Regions from separate parts of the Homo sapiens genome. Here region 1 is linked to region 2. Evidence: chromatin loops called from intact Hi-C (ENCODE). Cell type or tissue: PC-3. All regions are shown on one strand. Links, peaks and the distances in the headings refer to the core of each region. The heading gives the core; the rest is flanking DNA.

What was found. Hi-C counts contacts between places; a loop is a spot of excess contacts. Peaks named below come from ENCODE experiments on the same cell type or tissue, not always from the same donor. Only the 100,000 strongest peaks of a DNase experiment are listed, where the experiment ranks them.
Region 1: a loop joins it to region 2, with 4 times the contacts of the local background. A loop is called at or near these places in 5 of 110 quality-filtered maps.

The regions. Positions count from the first base shown.
Region 1 is chr2:40,758,497-40,761,424 of GRCh38, forward strand. The region is part of intron 3 of LINC01794 (long intergenic non-protein coding RNA 1794); the gene reads left to right. The region is part of intron 2 of LOC105374497 (a long non-coding RNA gene); the gene reads right to left. Among named protein-coding and RNA genes, the nearest start is that of LINC01794, 13 kb to the left of the region's middle. In PC-3, for the core only: a CTCF peak has its summit at 1,775; a DNase peak (open chromatin) is centred at 1,755.
Region 2 is chr2:40,553,151-40,556,078 of GRCh38, forward strand. The region is part of intron 4 of LOC101929667 (a long non-coding RNA gene); the gene reads left to right. Among named protein-coding and RNA genes, the nearest start is that of SLC8A1, 100 kb to the left of the region's middle. In PC-3, for the core only: a CTCF peak has its summit at 1,732 (motif pointing left); a DNase peak (open chromatin) is centred at 1,741.

The DNA.
Region 1 (2,928 bases), core at 303-2,802, 210 kb after region 2:
AGCATAGATCTCATAAGATTTTTCCTTTGATAAAGTTTTGTATTACAGAAGTTGTGAGCACATAATCTTTTCTTCCCATAGCTTGCTCACATTGGTGGATGTGGTAGTTCTTCAATCTAGTTGCCACATTTCCTGCAGATACTAGGCACGCTAATTATGTCTCATAAATACAGGTTAAGCTAATCAAGTACTGTCTTGCTGTGTCTTTGTCTCTGTCTCTGTGAACACATTACATTGCTTCTTTGTACCCTTGCCAGCAAAAAAGAGAAATAATATCTATAACCTTCTCCCCTCAAGAGTATTGTACTTGTTAATAAGTATGCAGAACTTTCAGAGAAAGATACAGTGCTTAGAGCTCTGTGGAAAAAACACTTGTATATAAATGTAATATGTCATTTTTATAACATCTCCTAGCAGCCTAATGAAATGAACACAGGCACTCCACCAACACATTTCTTACTTGGGCTACATCCAACTCACCAAACACAATTAGGAAGTGAAATTCTTCTTGTTACTGTAAACCGTAACAGCCCAAAACTCCGTTTAATGTAGGCTCATTTTGGATTCTGTCCAGTGAGATATTGAAAGTACTAGAAGATCTTCATTATAATATGAATCTATATGGATGATTTTTTATCACAAGTTTCCAATGTGTTGTTTATGGCTTCAAACAGAAAATGATTTGTGTTTCTGTTTTGGTTTTAGTTTTAGCTATTGCTATTTCTAAAACAAATTAAAATTTACTTTTTGAAGTATTTGACACATATCAATGATTGGATCTAAGTTTCATACATTTTCTCTTTCTCTTCTAAAAATGTTACCCCCTTTGCAATCTTATTTCTCTTCTTTCAATTTCAAACTTGTGAAACCGTAGTTGTCAGCTTTTACTTTTATTCTCTTTCCTCCCACTCTTAGTTTAAAAAGTGATATACCCTTGTTTTGCCCTCTTGAATTTACTGATTCAATTTTTCTGGAATAGTATTTAATTATTCCAATAACATTAGAAATAAGTCCAGAATTTTAAAATTTTAGTTTGTTTGTTTTCCTAGCCTCACTCTCCTTATGTCTTAGATGCATTTTATGGTATTGATTTTGATATGCTTCTCATACTTTACCTTCCAATTCATTTAATCCTTTCCAATTAGGTCTCATTGTCTATCTTTACCTCTCCTATTTTCTGTTAAATACTGGCATTGTGATAACATCTTCACATTCTACTACTCCTGTCTAAATTAGGGCTAAAGTTATTTATAGGCCATGTCTCTACATCCTTGAGAATTTGCCTTAAACATTCCTTTTATAATGGCAGTTCTCTGTTCAAAACTTTTTCTGAACTTCATTATATCTTCTTATTTACAAATTCCAGCTGAGTACATGGTTTATAGCAGCCACTCAAGAAATGTTTGTTGGCTAGTCTGAATGCAGTGGTGTTTAAAATCTCACAGACACACACACAAACACACACACACACGTGTTAAATAGATTAATACTTGTTTGATTCTGAAGCATTTACCATTTCCATTTCTATGTATTACTTGTTCCATTTAGTATCCAAAATTTTATACCAATGACGTGATACGCTAGAGGACTACATTCTAAGTCTCTTTTATGGATAGCACTTAAGTATTTTTCTTTTCTCCAATTAAGTTGGAGCCTGGTTCAGGGGTGTGATAACTGGCTACAGACTACTGCATCAACTGCTACTCCAAATGTGTCCATGCAAGGCACCACTGCATCTGCTCCTGGCTCTCTGCTGTCCTCCAGTGGTTACATGTTATATTCCCCCACCCAGAATGTTACAAATAAGAGAATAGAGCCCATACGAAGATCTGAAATGTTCTGTCCCCACTGTCTCCACAAACTGGATTAGCATTGGCTAAGCTAAGTAGTAAGAAGAACCAATGTGGCCTATCATTAAAAGACAAGATCCAGATCAAGGTACCCGTGGAATCTCATTACTGTTCCTTTCATTGCTATTCAAGGCAAGCTGCCTAGAGATCACAATCTACATATCATCCCCTGGTCTTTTAGCACATATGCCACTCAGTGCGTTTCAAGACTTCAATCAGCCTAACCAAATTATATGTTGTGAAAAAGGTATTATTTCACTGAAATTACCAGCGGCTTAGTACATTAATATTTCCCCTAAAAAGGGGGAGTCAGTAAACCTGTAGTGTCGAGGATGGCAGGAGCAGGAAGGAAAACTCATGGAGCCAGTACTTACTTGGGATTCAGCAAAATTGTCTCAAAATCCCTTAAACTGTTACACTTGTAAAATTCTGGCCCATTAGGAGACATGGCCTTAATTAAAAGGTTTAAATTTTAACCTACGCACAGTCATGGAAATAGTAAGAACCTCCCACCTCCCAGATCTCCTTTTGTTCTAGCACACATATATGACATGTAAAAAAAAAATTAAATTCTGAAGTTTCCCTTCCAAATGAAAAATGACAATTCTTAATCCTCTATAATTCAGTTATTGCAAAACTAACTTTAATTTACTTTATTTGGTTTGTAAACTGTGAATTTTATGCAAAGAGATAGAATTAGTGGAATGATTACTATAACACATTTACTTATAAACATTTAAGCAACTATACATTTCCTTAAATCTGTGGTCATGAGGAGCTTGACCTAGTGAGACATAGTAACGTTCTTGAGTTACTAGACTTTTTCCTATTGAGTTGTAAGAGTTCTTTATATGTTCTGGATATAACGCTTTATATATTTTTATATATATAATAGTTTTCCCATTCTATTGCAGACTTGTTAATATGACTTTTATAGGAGAAAAAATTTTAATTTTGATAATAATCATTTTATCGAAGTTTCTTTTATGTTTTGTTCTTAGGTGCCCTTAGAAATCTTTGCCTATACAAGGCTGCAAATATTTCCTTCTAGAAAATTTTTAATGTTTTACAGGTACTA
Region 2 (2,928 bases), core at 228-2,727:
TGAGCGGTATACAATTTCACTTTCCTTTAGCTCCACAGTAAACTCAAGATCATTTCTAGGTGCTTCTCAGCTTTTCCAGCTCGTGTGGAGCTATAGAAGGGAGGGTAGAATGTTTCTGCTTCAACAGGGATTTTTCCCAATCCACACTGAATGAAATATCCATGTGTCTAATAGTTCATTTATTAATCTTTGTTCTGAGTTCTTTTTACAACTAGAATTTTTAGTTCCTCAGCACAGTCCAGCAAGTCTCATTTCTAATGAAATAAACCTTAACTAAATGCATTTGACTTTCTGTCAGGTAAAAGTTAAGAACACGAAGTTAGTCCTAGACTCTTCTCAAGGAGCCTTCAGACCACTGAGTGAGAAGGATATAAATGATCAATTTCATTAAAGCACAGTAAGTGCCATAATAACACAGAAGAGGAAAAGACACATGCTGCTTAGAAGAGTAATAAAAGAACACCCCCAAAATTACACACGATTTCAGCTTTGAAAGATAATTAGCAGTTAGCTAGGAAAAGAAAATGGTGACTGTATGCAAAGACACACTGGCAGATTCAGAGATCATGTGGAATTCAGAGTGGTTAGATCAGGACATTTATCAAGAAGCGGTGGGTGGAGGGAGGATTCTGAAAAGTTTAATGAAAGTCTGATCTTGAAGGTTTTTATTCTCTAAGGACTTTGGACTTGATTCTGTCGGTAATAAGGCAGTAAAAGGAAATTTAAAGCAGAAGTGATTTGTGAATATCTGTTTTTTATGAAGTTATTTTTAGCATATGAGGATTAATTAGGAATCAGTAGCAGGTAAAGGAGTACGAAAAAAGAGATGTTCCTAGCCTTGGAGAGAAGATGGAGAAGAGGATTAATGCTTGCCAGATGTTCATGAAATGTATTTGACAGGGCTTGCTATTGGTTGGGCTTAAATTGTGAAGGGGTTTGCTTAGGAGGTTAACTTTGAAGTACCTGAAATCACTAGGGGTAATTAACAAATCACTATAAATTCATGCTTGGCGTTTGAGAGAGAGTTGAAGTAACACTGATATACTAGACAAAGTGCAGAGTGGTTAGAATGAAAATATAAATTAACCAAAGGCAAAAGTGCAATGGCAGGGTTTTCATTGTCAGATTGTAGAAGGTGCTATCTTTAGTAGAATTCTCCACTTTCGCAGTTTAGTAGGATTTCTACAGGTTCAACTGAATGAATTATCTTCTGACTCATCCAATATAAATTATATTTTACATGCCCTTTGAATCTCTGAGAAGTGGCTTAATTGGTAGTATATTATCCTTTTTTATTTTTAAAGACATCGAGGTATTAGAACAGTAGTGATATGTTTCTTCATAATAATAACAGTAGTGATTACTAATTACCTTGAAATGTTAACTAGAAGTACAATGCTAAGGGTTATATTTACAGTTCTATAAAGTAAGAACAATTCATAGCCTTATTTTATTACAGATGAAGAAAATGAAGCTTGGAGAGTTCCAAAACTAGGATTCAACTTTGGGTTTCACGTCTCCAAGATCTCATGCTCTACACCAGCGGTTTTGAAATGTTACTGATGCCTAGATCCACCTAGAGATTTTGGCTTAATTGCCGTGAGTGAAACTCAGTCCTAAAAGCTCCCCTGATAATTCTAATTACAGCCAGACACGCAAACCACCTTTTCAAACCTTATCACTTCACTGTCTTCCACTTTGGAAGATACCATCACAATCACAATCTCAATGGCTCCCCCTGGAGCTCAATGCAGATAGTGCACTATGGAGTTGCACAGTGTGGCAGCTGTGCCTAAACACATTCACCCTCTGGAAAACCCTCAAATCCAAGAGTTTGAATAAGTATAATTAATGTAAAGCCCTTCTTTATACTAAAAAAATGAGAGTCTGGAAAAATTTTCTAACTTATTAGGATTATGTAAAAGTTTTTATCATATTGTTTTTATATTTATCAAGAAAAGATATAATCAATATATTTGATTGAATACAGGTATAACCAATAAAAAATCACAGAGTGAGAATATTTTAATTTTTGAAATGGAGGGCAATGTCATGATGTGACTATTCATAGCTATTTTGTTAGAGGATGATAGAAATGATACAACCATGAAATGAGGGGGGTAGAATGAACTGCCGATCTCAAAACGTGCAGTTTTCTCACTGCTTTGGAAAACCTCTGGCTTTACTTACTCGTGTGAGGACTTCACAGAGCTCCTGGCCAACTAGAAGGGGCCAAGAACCTATCCAAAAATAACAAAATCAAGGAAGAGGTAGGACAGTGCTAGGCTGAAGGTCTAGACAGAGTCAGCTCTGTTATGGTGCTGGGAGGGTGCAGTGTGATCCTGGAGACCATGAGAAAAGTTTTATGAATGAAGGCAGTGGGAATGCAAGGAGAGCAATACAAACAGTTGTTCTTATGGAAAGAGAATGGGCATTGGAGATAGATCAGTCTACTCTCATACTTCACTAGCTGTGTGATCTTAGGTCAAATCATTAACAACTCTGAATTTCAGTTTGCTTTTCTATAAAAAGAGGTGGTAATGAACTTATAAATGTGAAAGTACCTAACCCAGAACCTTGTTACTGATTTTTTTCTCCACATTGGCTTCAGCTGAAAGACAGTGGTAGGGAAAGCAGGAAGCTCCAGGGAACAGCAAGGTGGTGGTGGTGGTAAATCAAAGAGAAGGTGAAAATGAGGTGGGCTAGAAATGGAACAGTTTCAAGAACAGACACACACAGTCAATTCCACTTGCTTGCAAACGAAAAACCACCACTGTAACGCAGCAGCCTCTTATCCATCCGGGGTTAATTCAGCTTGCCATGCTTTTGGCAGGATGGGCTGGATGCTCTGTAGGGTCCCCTCAAAAAGAGCACAGGCTACAGTCACTTCATTTTCTAATGCTGCTGCGTGAGTTTTCATTTAATTAA